Regions from separate parts of the Mus musculus genome. Here region 2 is linked to region 1. The links are chromatin contacts, found by Hi-C or POLR2A ChIA-PET in ENCODE. All regions are on one chromosome and are shown on one strand. The core of a region is the stretch at or near the end of the contact, and the rest is flanking DNA. Distances in the headings are between cores, read along the strand shown. Region 1 holds the start of Kctd2 (potassium channel tetramerisation domain containing 2). Region 2 holds the start of Cdr2l (cerebellar degeneration-related protein 2-like).

Region 1 (7,267 bases), core at 2,672-5,171:
CTCCTCTCGTGGTAAACAAAATCAAAGATTTTAGATAGAGTAATTATGGGATATCTGCTCCTGAGCTAGGAAAAAAAATGCTCTAATGAACATTATTACGATTGAGAAGCTGGGAAGGGGTGCAGATAAACAATCAATATCAAATCTCCTGAGCTGTTAAGGAGGATCATGCCAAGGTCCTGGTTTTAGAGTAACACAGAGAATTATTATTACTTTTTGAGACAGGGTTTTTCTGTATAGCACTCCCTCTGTAGACCAGGCTGGCCTTGAACTCAGAGATTCACCTGCCTCTGCCTCCCGAGTGCTGGGATTAAAGGCGTGTGCCACCACGCCTGGCTGAGAATTATTAAGGAACAGAATTCAAAATCTAGCCTCAAACAGTTCAGAAGTAAAACCTCTTAGGAGACTGAGGGAGGAGAGGTAGGGGTAGAAGCGCCCAGGGGACAAAGTTTAGTGGCTTCAAAACCAAACCAAACCAAACCAAGCCAAATAAATGACCAAAGCTGGTGAATCTTGGTAAAGGAAACTTTGTATTAGTCATGCTTTCTTTTTCTAAGCCCAAAATTATTTCAAAATAAAGTGTTTTCAAAATTATTTCTGTCAATTATTTATTGTTGTCAGGTGTGGTGGCTTTAATGCCTTTAATCCCAGCAGCAGCAGCAGCAGCAGCAGCAGCAGACTCTGTGAGTTCAAAGTCAGCCAGCACTACAGACTGAGGCTCTGTCTCAGAAAAACAAAGGAAACCACATTTATCCATTTGTGGTATGGGTGAAAAGGAGGTCAGAGGACAATTTGCTGCGTTCTTCCTTTCCTCCTATCATGGGTTTGACAGGGACTGAACTCAGGTTGCCAGGCTCGGCAACAAGAGCTATTACCTGGTGAGTCACTTTGCTGGCTCAACGAAGTTTACTGTTTTTTTGTTTGTTTGTTTGTTTTGTTTTTATTAAAGACATAAAAAGATCATTAAGCGGCTACCAGCTAACACAATGTGTGTGGAATTTATTACGCCTTTTCCTACTTCTTATGTATGCATCTGAAATGATTTTTTTTTTCCACACAGGGTTTCTCTGTGTAGCCCTGGCTGTCCTGGAACTCTCTCTGTAGACCAGGCTGGCCACTTGCTTCTGCCTCCTGAGTGCTGGGATTACAGATGTGCGCCACCACTGCACTGCGTGATTTGTTTTAAAAGGGCATTTATAGACAGACTCCCTTCAGGGAGAAAGAGTAAGCAGGGAAGGGGCCATGAGACAGAGAATGGGCAAGAACGAACAGTTCCTCTTTCTGGACCCAATGGAGCTGCTCCTGAGCCACTTCACTAATGAGGGTTTCTAGTACAAGCTTTGCTATCCAAAGGTACGGGTTCTAGATCAGGGGCCCTGGATTTAGGAAAGGACTCCAAATTTCCACTGGATGCCTCCAGAGACCAGGCAGTCCTTTTACATAGAAGCCTAGACCCACTTACGATCCAAATGTCCTACAAAGTGGAATGACAAGGAGCCTGCGACACGCCTGCCTCACAGTGAGTTGGAGAGTGAATCAGGTCAGCTGCACGACTTCACAGAGAAGCATGAGACCAGAGTCTTAGGAAATGAGGTCAGGCATTTATTAACATTATTTTCACAAGTCCAAAGGAAAATGGAAAAATGAAAACACCTGGCTGACGAAGACGTGGCGCTTCAGGCACTCACCGCAAATATGACACATGTGATGGGGACACAGGTTTACAAGCCTAAAGCAGATTCTGCGAGCGGAGCAAGCCGGCTCCACACTACAGCTGACCCAGCTCCGCACAGCCTCCTTCCAGGCGTTTGCACAAGCCCGGGAGCTGGAGGCTACCCGCTTACTTTCACTAACTCTCCCACCTGCGCAAGCTCAGGGGCGATCCCAAACCAAACCGGAAGTCCTCGAAGCAGCTCTAATCAACCACAAGTCTGAAACCAGACAGGTGGCCTTACCTTCTTCTGCCAACTCCTTGGTAATGATGAGTTTCCCATGGCGGAGGTAGTTTAGGATAGGACCAAAGTAGGTAGGGTCTCTGTCAATCAGATACGCTCCAGTCTCGTCCTGTCAACCGAGCACAGCCAAGCAACATTTTCTAAATAGCATTTCCCTAATCCGCCGGGGCACTCAGGCAACAGTCACTATGTCAGCTAAAAACCATTTATTTATTTATTTATTTATTTATTTATTTATTTACTGAGCCGGTTTTGCTACAGTTTGCTTATTTTAAACTATTGACCAGAGGCTGGCTTTAAGATCATTTCAGGTCAGATGTCTTAGACGCACAGTCACTCCCACTGCCCAGGCCTTTATTTACTGGGTAGACCCACATTCTGTTAACATTCTTCTGTAGGGTACCAGCTACAGGGAGGGGATGAAGGAAATCTCATAGCTGTGTTAAGCGTTCTGACTCCTTCACTGCCCCTGGACTACAGTCCTAATTCTGAGAAAACTTCCATTCTATTGGCAGTTCTCCTGAGCCCAAGGCCAACATCAGTGGGAGTCTGCACTGGCAGCTGCAATCTCACACACCCTATCTCTGTGCCCAGAGGAAGCTTGGTACTGCCAGGACTTGGCTCAGAGCAACTTTAATCCTACTCATCTTTACAGTAAAAGAAACAAGAAACTGGCTTGTGTTGGCCATAAGGAAGATTTAGGGTATATAAAAATAATTCCCTATAAACAGGAGTTCTGGAATCTCTTAAGGTTCCCATCAATTTGGTATCAGAGAACAGATGAAACTGATTAAGGGTTTATGCAAGTCTACTAACCATGGGAGTGCTTTATGGTATGGATGCGTTTGAGAGTCAAAGGTCAACCTGCAAAAGTTACAGTTCAAACTGGAAATGAATGACGTCTTGCCACTGCTCAACCCTGTGTTTGACGCTACACATTCTCTGGGTCCTAACCTATCAGCCCATCTTTCCAAGGAGTGCATTTACTTTCAAAAATGTACCGAAACGGTGACTGTTACGGCACAAAAGGTCTGGGACCAGGATTTTATCACCACCACAGGATGTATCACAAGCACTTCCTGCAGCCTTCAGTAGTGGACGCTATCATTAAACCCCGAGTTTAATACCACTTTACACAGGGATGGAACAGGACCTGAGTCCTCCGAAAGTGACCAAGATGTGGTCATTCACCCTGACCCAGTTCTGAATGCATTTGGCACCAGCAGCAGGGGGCCGCCCGGGAGCCAAAGAAAAACTCATGCAGATCTGAGAAGGGGTGGTCCCCAGGAGGGGCAGGGAATGTGACAGGAGCACGAAGGGGGCTCCCGTGGGTGCAGGTAGACAACTCCACGCAGGAGCAGCTGAGAAAAGAGCGGGGTGCGAAGGGAAACCGGAGTGTGCCTGAAGATGGGGCAGAACTGGGACGGGAGATCATTCTGAGGTGGCCAGTGCTAACTCGGGGGGAAGAGAGTGGACTCAAGTCCGGGTTTGCAGGACCCGCTGGAGGGAAACGCGTCCCAGAGATCGGAGCACCAGCCTGGAATGGGTCCCAACACCCGGGGGCGCGCCCGAGGGCGGGGCGCACCTTGTCGGAGTCCAGCTCCGGGTCCTCCTGGCAGCACAGGCGGCAGAGGAAGGACTTGGGCTCCCGGCCTAGGGTCTGTCTGGTGGTCACGAAGTAGGTACCGCCCACGTTGAGCCGGACCCAGCGGGCGGCCCCGCCGCCTCCCGTCCGCTCCGGAGGTCCGGGCCCGGGCTCCAGCGGCTGCGCGGCGGCGGCGGGCTGGCGGCCGTGTCCGCGGGGTGTCGGGCCCGCAGGGCGAGGGCTGGGGGGTCCGCGGCCCGAGCCGCCGCCGTCGCCCATCGCACTGCTGCCACCCCCTCCCAGCCCCGCCACTGCCGGGTCCAGCTGCAGCTCCGCCATCTTGGGCCGCCGCTGCCCGCGCGCCGCCGGGCCGGCCGACTCCTCGGCGGGGAGAGCCGGGCCGGCCCATCGGCGGGCGTGGGGCAGGGGGAAAAGGGACCCCGACGGCGCAGGCGCCGCGCCCGCCTTCCAGGACGGGACTCCATGCTCATTGGCTGAAGTGTGACATGAGACCCGCCTATTGCTCGTTCGGATTGGCCAAGGAGAGAACTTCCGGCAACTCTCTTCCGTTCCTTGCTTGCTGGAGAGAGAGCACTCCGCCGGGGGTCGGTGAAGGTGAGTGGGGTCTGAGGTGTTGGGTCGAATCTCCACGGACTCTTTTGTATTGTATTCCAGACCTCGCTTCCACACTTGTTCCAGCTCCACGGAGGACATCGGGCCTTCGAGCTGCCCCGCTAGCAGAGCGCCCGAGGTCACTGCTTTGCCCTGCTCGCTTTCCCGCGGGGCGAGCCTGGGGCCTGGCAGTGACTTAGCCAATCACCGTGAATTTAGATGTTGCCACAGACTTTTGTCTCACACTGTGTGGCGATCTCAGGAGTGGAGTTTAGGGGTCGGGAAAGCATCACAGAGTTAGGGTGGTAACTTTCAGAGAGGACAAGACACCTAGCAGACTTCAACTCTACGTCCTTCCCTTCGAATGGAGGATTCCTATTCCTCATGAGGTTTACCGATTGATCTAATTAACTATTGGTCATTCTCTATGCTTATGACCTGTGTATGAGAGCAGGCTGGCCAATTTGTCTGAGAAACAACCAGCGCTAGAGATGAATCAGATAACAAAAAGTCTGTAACTCCTGCTTTCTCCAGTGCACTTCGTTCTCTGGCATCCTTAGTTCACTTGACAACTGTCTTAGTCTCTGTCTCTGTCTCTTAGAGACGTAAGCTGTACTGAGGAAGGAAGGAAGGAAGGAAGGAAGGAAGGAAGGAAGGAAGGAAGGAGAGAGACCGGCATTTGACAACTTTGATCGATAGGAAGGTATCCCCCACTCAGAGCTTGTGTAGATGGTTTCCACTTTTCGGTTGGCTCTCTTCATAGTTATTTTCTGTATCTCGTCTTGTTTTGGTCTCAAGACCGCTTCAGTCACTTTCTTTTCACAGTATCATTTGTGTAAAAATGCCTCTGAAAGTGCACAGTATGTGTGCTGTGGACAGGATGACCTGGGCAGGACAGTTCGAGTGAATGGCCGGGGTTGTGGTGGAGAGTCAGTGGCCAAAACACAGTAGCTTAGTTAGCCTTTGGGCAGCTTATGACTTCCTTTAGAAGTGTCTGCAAAGAATAGAAATGAGTTGGGATAGAGGAAGGGCAGCCTGGTAGGAGAGAACATGTTTATATTCTGGGTTGTAGAGCTTTATTTTGATGTATTGAGACAAGCTCCCACATCTCTCATGTGACCTTGAACTTTGATTCTCTGCCTCTACCTCAGTGTTTCTGGTGCTGGAGAGGGAACCCAGGACTCTGTCCATGCCAGGCAAGCATTCTAGCAACTAGCTACATCCCTAGCCCTCTTTCCTGGTTTAAATCCGAATTCTTTCATCTGTTGCATATATATACCCATCAAATGCTTGAGCTGATCCGTCTCTTAACGACTTGTATTTCTCTGGAATGGTCTCCTTCAGGGGTTCTCTCCAAAGGCGCTGTTTTGTTTTCTAGTATCCCAAGATGGCTGGGCGTAAACTTGCTCTAAAAACCATTGATTGGGTATCTTTTGTGGAGGTCATGCCCCAAAACCAGAAGGCAATTGGAAATGCCCTGAAGTCCTGGAATGAGACCTTCCACGCCAGGTCAGTATGCTGTAAGAGGGAGCCCCCATCCTTGATGCTGAACCTGGAAGCAATGTTTTGACATTTATCACATCCACTTAGTATTTAGTAAGTATATGAGTTCGAATCTGCTGCTGTGTGTGCCATATCAAAAGGAAAACTTGTGGGGTTGGCTCTCTGCCTTCAACTATGTGATGAGTCTTGGGTATTGAATACAGGTCCTCAGGTTTAGCAACAAGCCCCTTTACCCACTTAGCCATCTTGCCAGCCCTAGCTAGGCATTTCTAATAGTTCGACAAGAGGAAAGAAACAATGTGTTCTGCAAATGAAAGCATTTTTGTGGTGGCCCTTCAGATAAAAGTGTGCTTGACACTCCAGTGTGTCAGGGATAGGAGGTTGCTGTGTAACTAGTGTCTTTTGCTCATTCCAGTCCGGGAATAACAATGCTGACTTCCTTTTCCATACGAGTAGGTTGGCTAGTCTGTCTGAGAAACCACCTGCGATTGACTGGGCTTACTACAGGGCCAATGTGGCCAAGCCTGGCTTGGTGGATGATTTTGAAAAGAAGGTGAGTCTTCAGATAATTAAGTAAAGGTCTATCTTGCAAGGGGCTGGCAGGTGGGGGGAGTGGGTTTGGCCAAAGGCCCTGGGGTGGATTTTGTGAGCACCTGTAGAGAATCAGGGTTCAGTCACTTGGCAGTACAGGTAGCCTTGCTCCCAGGAGCTGAAGGACTTGGAGGGCCTTTAGTCTCTTGCCTGCCTCCTCCTTGTAAACTAACAGTTCCTCCCCCCGACCCCCTTCTCCAACCTCTTCTCTTAAAAACATGAGTTTCCTGTCTCTGGGTGTTTTTCCTGCGTATATTCCAGAGGAAGCTTGGTGGTACCAGATGCTCCAGAGTTAGAGTCACAGGCTGTTGTGAGATGCCATGTGGGTGCTGGGAATTGAACCTAGGTCCTCTGGAAGAGCAGCCAGTGCACAAAACTGCTGAGCCGTCTCTCCAGCCCCATCAGTGACCTGTGTTCTTTTGGTACCTGCACATTAAGTACAATAATATAATGTCTCTGGATCCAGAGTTCATTTGCTTATTATTTGAAGATGCTTCTAGAAGACCTGCACTGTGTGGCTTAGCATACAGTGCCAGGGCTGTAATACTAAATACCTCATTTGCAAATATGATTCCCACCAGTCAGCCCTCAAGGGTTCTGTGTGAAAAAGAATGTCTTAGACTGTAAGATGCTGAGTGGCTGTTATCAGGTGTGGGAGCCCTTTTGAGATGGGGAGGCAAAGTGATCCTTGCTATGAGAAGGAAACGTGGGCGGGTCCTGTGTGATTAGTGATGGGCGGAGGGGGCCTTCCGAGTCTCCCCACCACACACAGAGATCGTAGGAAGTGAGAGTGTCCCATGTAGCCTCTAAGAAGTAGAGGCTTTCAGCTTACAGACTTTTGGGCTACAAGAGTGACGTGTCTGTCCTTGTTTATAGTATAATGCCCTGAAGATTCCTGTGCCTGAGGATAAATACACAGCCCTGGTGGACCAGGAGGAGAAGGAGGATGTAAGTAGTGCGTGGGCATTTCTGTGGTTGTTTTAAGTTTTTGGTTTTGGTTTTTTCCCCTCCAAAATTTTCT
Region 2 (7,267 bases), core at 2,550-5,049, 38 kb after region 1:
CCCAGCCAGAATTCAAAACCAGAAGAAAGAGGAAAAGCCAAGGACAATTTCAGCACAGGGCTCTTCCTTCCAGGTGAGCTGAGACGTGTGAGTTCCTACTGCTCATAGGTGGGGATTCCAGTGTGTGGGTTCACTACACTACGAACAGAAAGACATAGAAGACTACCTAGCAAAAACAGCGAATGTGACTTGGCCACCTAGTGATCCAAGGACGACAGAGGAAAGAAGACAGAAAGAAGACAGAACGGACGGACGCTGCTTGGGGTGGAGGAGGGAGAATGTCAGGGAAACTGGATCGTATTGCAAGCTAAGCTGGTCAGAGCGGCCTGGAGGGAGGATGGGTGGAATCTAGACGCTGTAGAGCAGAGGACTGAGAAAACTAAGTTCTAGGGGAGGGAGCTTGCGGAAGGATAGTGGCAGGTCGGGACTCGGGAGCTGGTGGCTTGGATGCTGGGAAACGTGGAAGCTTGCTGAGCAGGACTCAGGCACAGAGCAACAACTACAAGCCTGTTACGGTCCGATTAACCAGCAGCTCTGAACCAAGCCAGGGAAGGTACTGAGTCTGCGCTGCCACACCCCCTGGCCCTAGGGGCTCTCTGGGGGCTTCCTTCGTGGGACTTTAGTGGGTATTATAAGGCAATGCCCCAGAGAAAACAAAGAAGCCCCCCACATCCCCAAATCACCCATTTGGCTGGGCATCATAGTAAAGCAGGACGGACTCCTGACAGAGAGGCAGGAGAGGGCCAAGGATCAGGCCAAGTTGGATTGAGGTGGAAGACGTGAGCTGGTGGATCTGGGAGCCCTGCCCCACAGAGCACAAGAGTCAGAACTCAGAAAGGCCTTTGGTGGATGAGCAGGGCGGAGGAGCCGGGTGGAGGAAGGGCATCCCTTTCCTTACCAGTCAGCATCCCCAAGGGTGGGGAGGAATCAAGGTCAGGCTAGGCAGGAAGGGAGGTCAGCTCTCAAAATCTGTGACTCAGCAGCCATCCCTCAGCCTGGACAGAGGTGGTCACAGGTGGGGGAGGGGGAGGGCGAAGAAAGAGCCAGCGCTTATAATTAATTCATGACTTCTTACTATTTTTATAGGTGCTCAAGTTAGTGGGTGGAAGGAATCTAGCAAATCTAAGACCCCCGCCTCCTGCCTCTGGGACAGAGCCACACTAAAGCCAAACACAATCTCTGGGGACAATTTCTTTGGGGAGTGAAGTTGGGGCTTGGCCCAGGGTAAGGGCAAGCGGGCAGGAAGGATACTCCAATGTGTGGGGTCAGAAATCCCTCTGTGGGTCTGGGCGGATGGGAAGGACAGAATTTGGGGACTGGGTACAAAGTGGAACACAAACGGGCCCTCTGACATGACTGTCTTTTGGCAGACGCTCCACCCCATTGCCCAGTTCTCCTGGCCTGGCATGCGGAGCTACGTGGCTAGGCTTCCTTTGTCCCCTACTTCCTGTCCTTCATTTGGCCCCAGGCCTTGGTTACAAACATCCCTTCTCCCAGCGTGCCCTCCTTCAGAGCTCTTTGCTGAGGGGACTATGCTGTCCCACAGTGGTTACTTTAACTTCCCACTTCCGTCTCCTCCGCTGGAATTCAGGATCAGGAGGATGGTGATTCCATCCCTAGATGCTGGCACAGCATCTAGAAGGAAGGGCCTCTGTCTTTATAACGTGTTTCATTACTGGGTATCATCCTGGTTCCTGAGCTCTGTCTACGACCAGAGCTGCAGGCCTGATCAGCAGGACCCAAGAAGCAGGGAGTGTTTGGGGCTTATCAATCCTGCTGGAATGGCAGTTCCTGTCCCTTGGCAGAAGCCACACATCTCCCACCCCTACTGCAAGGCTTCTTCTTCCTCCCACATCTGGGCTGGGCATGGTGCCAAGCCTTCATTAGGGGTGCGGGAACTAAATGAGACGACCGCCATGGTATTAGCATCTGCCTCCCCTAGAGGCTATCTTCGCCAGAAATCGGCTTTTCATCTTTCCTTCTGCGCTAGCCTCTCCCAGGAAGCCATCCCATAATCACTTACACTTAGAGCAGCATACAAGTGGGCCTACCCCATCAGCCCTTGTGTGCCCAGAGGGTCAGGCTGTGACTGTGCCCAGGTCCCAGGCTGATGTCTGGAGCTCACATGGGGCCAGTAGGTGTTTAGAGAGTAAAGTTTTAGGGGTAGTGGCCAGGACAGAGAAGAGGTGTCACAGAAGCTCATGGCATAGCAATGCCTAACCCAACACTCTCTACCCTGCGGAGCTCTCCCAAGGTTCTGATTCACTGACAAGCACAGGGACAGCCCCTCATCTGCAGGTGAAGCTCAGCTGCATGGGGAAGTGGGTCAGGAGACAAAGGCTCCAGGATCCAAGTGCATGTTTCCCATCTTGGCAAAACCAGGGCTCTGGGCCCTAAGGATGGAGACCGGCCTTTGTGGCACACACACACTGTGCCAGGCTTGTGTTTTAATACCTCAGAGCATGCAGGTGACCCTCACCCTCAGGGTTTCAGTAAGAACCAGCAGAGAGGAGGTTGGGGTCTGACTACTTCGGCAGGCCTTGGCCTTGACCCTGACCCTCTCGGGCCTTCTTGTCAGGTCGGCTCCACCTCTCAGTGATGTCATTTTAGCCACCTCATCACCAGCTTCTAACTCCCCTCTAGTCATTTTCTAGATGAGTGCCACGGAAGTGGCTCCCTCTTTCCCCAGGGATCTCATTTGGCAAAGTCTGAAATTGCTAAAGGACCCCTTCACATCCTGAGCCACTTGGGTGGAAGCCCCATGCAGGGAAGGACCAGGGAACGCCTCTCTTGGGAAGGCAGATTGGAGACTTTCAGCTTCTTCGCAGGCGTGAGCATGCACCACCCCCTTTCTGGGCAGAGGGAAGCGAGTTGGGGAAACTTTCTGGAAGTCTTAGAGCTCAGAAATTCTAGCCCGGACAGGTGCTGTTGATCTGGAGAGATGACCTATCTCAATATACAGTGCATTCTTAGCAAAAGTAACAAGAATCCTCTGTGGGCCCCAAGACTTCCATTCTACCTAGCAATCGGGCCCCCTAACAATACCCTACCGGGGCACGCGAGTAGGTGCTGCTACTAAAATGAGAAGGGCGATGGATGCCCTGTCAACTGGACACTTTTGCAAGTCTCTCTCCAGCGTCAGAATATTCCAGGGCAGCGCCCTTCTCGGTCCACGTCCCCATTCTCAAGACGCATCATGCTCCGTTGGGCTCACCAGGTCCAGCCTAGCCCTTTTCTTGGGGATACCGCCCAACAATGGAGTAGTGGTCAGGGGTCTTGGGGCACACGCTGTTTCCCTCCCCAACGCGCTCACCCTGCTCCAGGTCCTGATGGTCGTACCAGGACTCCTCCTCCTCTGCGGAGTAGTCCTCCATCCCCGCGGCTCTCCGCATGGCCCCGCGGGTGGCGGTGGGCGGGCGCTGCGGCAGCTCAGGGCCTGGGCTCGCAGCCCGGGACAATGCGGCGGAGGCGGCCCGGGCTTCCAACGTCGGGAGCTCGGGCTGCAGCGCCCCTGCGCCCTCCGCCCGTGATCGCCATCCGCTGCCGGCCCCGTGCGCCCAGCGGGGCCTCTGGCTCCCGCGCTCCCCGGGTCCCGCCGAACTGGGGACGCCGGGTGGCGGCGGCACAAAGGGCGGAGGGGTGGGGACTGCAAAGTGGGACGACAGCTGGGACCACCCGGGACCACCTGCAGGGCTAGGGCGTCAGCAGAGTGCGGATGCAGCGGCGGGTACCCCTTGCCCGCCTCCGGCCCGCACACCGCCCGGCCCGCGCCGCGACACCCGGAGCCGCCGCTGCATCTCCGCCCGGCCCGCTTTCAGCTTCCCAGGCCGCCAGCTTTGCGGGGTGGGACCTGCCGCCGGAGACCAATCAAAAGACGTATGCAAATAAGGGGCGGGACCGAAGGCAAGGACCTTCCTGGTGTCCTGGTCCGGGAATTGCTGGATCAACCCTCTGTCCTGCTTTTCCTCCACGTCCGACTTTTATTTACGTCCATCTGGAATTATTTTGTTTGCTTGTTATCTGTCCTTCTGGCTCTCCTGGGAGCAAGGGTCTGTCTGATGTCCACAGTGGTCCTCACCTGCGGAGAACGTGCTGACCCACTGATATATCCGAAGAACTTTTTAAAAAATGGTATTAAATTAGAAACATCTTTAAGAACCTTGAATGGGGGTTTGGCTGCTGGAACACTCGAGGTCAAGAGTTCTTGCTGAGGATTTGAGTTCGGTTCCCGGCACTTACGTCAGGAAGCTCCCAACAGCCTGTAACGCCAGCTTCAGGGAAATTCTGACACCTCTGGCCTCTGGGTACTTGTAATTACATAAAGTCTCACACATAGAAAACACACAGTGGTTCCCTCCTCTACTAACGGGAGTTAGGAGGCTGAAGCAATAGGATTATCTTGAGTTCTTAGGCCAGACTTTTAACACAGCTTGTTCCAGGCCCGACTAAGCTACAGTGTGGAAGTTTTTCTGTAAACTAAACTAAGCAAAGCTAAACATTACTTTAAGGGGGTTGAGGAGGTGGCTCAGCACATTAAAAGTGCTTACCAGGTTTGGTTTTGTTTAAAAAAAAAAAAAAAGCAGAGTGCGTGGCTTGTTCTTGAAATCCCAGCTCTGGGAGCTGGGGAGCCAGGAGAGATGGATCGATGGTAGCCAGTAAACCTAGCCTAATTGGCCAGTGATAGGCCGTGTTTCAAAAAAAGCAAGGTGCACAGCTCCTTGTTCAGTAACACTTGGAGGTTGTCCTGTACCCTCTACACACACATGAACACACATGAGTGAACACACACACACACCTACCTTTAAGAATCTGAGTCTTAGGCTAGAGAGATGGCTCAGTGGTTAAGAGGGCTGTCTCCTCTTCCAGAGGTCCTGAGTTTAATTCTCAGCAACCACATGATGGCTCACAACCATCTGTAATGGGATCTGATGCCCTCTCCTGGTGTGTCTGAAGACAGCTACAGTGTACTTACAAATAATAAACAATTCTTAAAAAAAAAAAAGAACCTAGGCCGTGGGCTGGAGATGGCTCAACTGCTCGTGTAGAAGATCTGAGGATTCATTCCTCAGATCAATATGGTGGTTCAGAAACACCTGGAACTCCTTCCGGGGGATCAGTTCTCCTCTTCAGACCTCCTTGGGTACGAAGCATGCATATGGTATAGATACATTCAGGCAGGCAGACACTCATACACATAAATATAGAATAAATAAATATAGAAATAGAACTCATTTAAAAAAAGAACTGGAGTGTTTAAAAACCTGTATGTCTGGAAACAGGCTGGAAGGAATGAACTTTGGGCACGTGTTACTTGTATTCTGCCCTTTTCACTTTAAGGTCTGTTTCTTACTGCTTAAGACCCAAATCCGATATCCAGTTACACCCATAAAAGCCATGCTTTAATCCATCCAAGAATTTTTTTTTCCTTAAAGGAGTTTTCCTAATCCTCCAGCATTCATGTAATTTGTTTTTGTTGAGACCCATCATGTGTGAACATTCTTTTTTTTTTTTTGGTTTTTCGAGACAGGGTTTCTCTATATAGCCCTGGCTGTCCTGGAACTCACTCTGCAGACCAGGCTGGCCTCGAACTCAGAAATCCACCTGCCTCTGCCTCCCGAGTGCTGGGATTAAAGGCTTGCACCACCACTGCCCAGCATGTGTGAACATTCTTGAGGCACTCAATATATGTTGTGATATAACCAGAAAAGGACATCTAGCCAGAATATGGCAAAACCTGAAAATCCAAAGGAAAAAGGCATATGGCCAGGAGAAAATGGGTAAAAGACTTGACTGGACAAATTTGAGGAAAAAAATCCAAATGGCCCAGTTAACAGTTAATGTGACTAAGGTACAAAGTTTTATTTAATCCTCAGGAAATGCAAATTAAATCCACACTGAGGTACCCCCATTACCATACTTGGGACCTTAACTGTCTCCCAAGGCTCATGTGTTAAATGCTTCACTCTTAGTGTGGTGTTGTTGGGAGTATAGACACTTTTGAGAGATGGAGCATACTGTATGAATGTATGTGTGTGCATGTGTGTATACATGTGTGTACATATGTATGTGTGTGCATGTGTGTATATGCATGTGTGTATGTTTGCGTGCGTATGTATGTGTATATGTGTATGCATGTGTGTGGGTGTGTGAGTGTATACATGTGTGTGTACGTACGTATGCATGCATGCATGTGTGTGTATGTGTGTGTATATGGGCATATGTGTGTGCATATGTGTATATGCATGCATGTGTGTATAAATGTGTGTATATATGTTCTTGTGGGTATATGCATTTGTGTACATGTTTGTGTGTGTATGTATGTATGTGTGTGTATGTGTGTGGGTATATGGATGTATACATGTGTGTATATATGTATGTATGTATATGTGTATGTGTATATGGATATATGTATGTGCATATGCGTATATGTGTGTATGCATGCATGTGTGTATATGTGTTTATGCTGTGTGCATGTGTTTTTGGGTATATATGCATGTGTGTATATGTTTGCGTGTATATGTATATCCATGAGTTTGTATATGTGTGTGTGTGTGTCTTTATGTCACTGAGGGTATAACCTGATTGTGGAGTCCTGGCCTCTTCTCCCTTTCTGTGCAGTCTGGTGATGAAACAAATGATCATGTTACATCACGTGCTCCTATTATGATGAGCTGCCTTGCCATAGCCCTCAAAACTGATCCTGGGCTGAAATCCTCCAAAACTGTGGGATAAAATATACTTTTTATAAATCATGGGGTAGCTTTCTATCACTATGACAAAATACTGAAGGTGAAACAATTTCTAAGGAAGAAAGGTATGTTTTGGCTCAGTATTCAATTCATCATTGCTTCGCCCCTGGGCCTGTGGCAAGGCAGCTCACTGTAGTGAGAGCACATTGCAAAGGAACCTGGTCACCTCATGGCAGCCCTAAAGGTTTTACCAGCTCCCACTGGCACCACAGACTGGTGACCCAGCCTTTGTCACAAGGGTCTTTGGAACACCTGGCTGTGTGTTTAGTGACAGAAAGCCAACTAACTCACACACTCAGCAGGATGGCTGCAGCACTTTGTTTTAACTTTAGAGGACAGAAAGAAAATAGCATTGTCAAGAATAATGACCATCTGTAATGTCCCCTACTCCTGGAGGGAATGACATCAGGGCAAACCACCTTAGAAAGCGGCTTGGTGGGGTCAGTAAGATGGCTCGGTAGAGAAAGGCGCTCGCTGGTACGCCTGGTGACCTGACCTAACAGCTGCTGGTTTTTCCT

What was found. Hi-C counts contacts between places; a loop is a spot of excess contacts on that map. ChIA-PET counts read pairs that join two places held with the same protein, here RNA polymerase II (POLR2A).
Region 2: POLR2A ChIA-PET joins it to region 1 with 20 read pairs in Patski. The contact joins the promoter of Cdr2l here to the promoter of Kctd2 in region 1. A Hi-C loop is called at or near these places in 2 of 37 maps with a recorded cell type or tissue (both heart). POLR2A ChIA-PET finds 5 or more read pairs at or near these places in 4 of 5 experiments (Patski and embryonic stem cell).

The regions. Positions count from the first base shown.
Region 1 is chr11:115,416,780-115,424,046 of GRCm38, reverse strand. Kctd2 (potassium channel tetramerisation domain containing 2) reads right to left here and starts at 3,921. Exons shown (of 6, transcript NM_183285.3): 1 at 3,541-3,921; 2 at 1,956-2,064. The coding sequence starts at 3,879. Atp5h (ATP synthase, H+ transporting, mitochondrial F0 complex, subunit D) reads left to right here and starts at 4,128. Exons shown (of 6, transcript NM_027862.1): 1 at 4,128-4,155; 2 at 5,531-5,661; 3 at 6,112-6,208; 4 at 7,123-7,194. The coding sequence starts at 5,540.
Region 2 is chr11:115,378,448-115,385,714 of GRCm38, reverse strand. Cdr2l (cerebellar degeneration-related protein 2-like) reads right to left here and starts at 3,799. Exons shown (of 5, transcript NM_001080929.1): 1 at 3,314-3,799. The coding sequence starts at 3,392.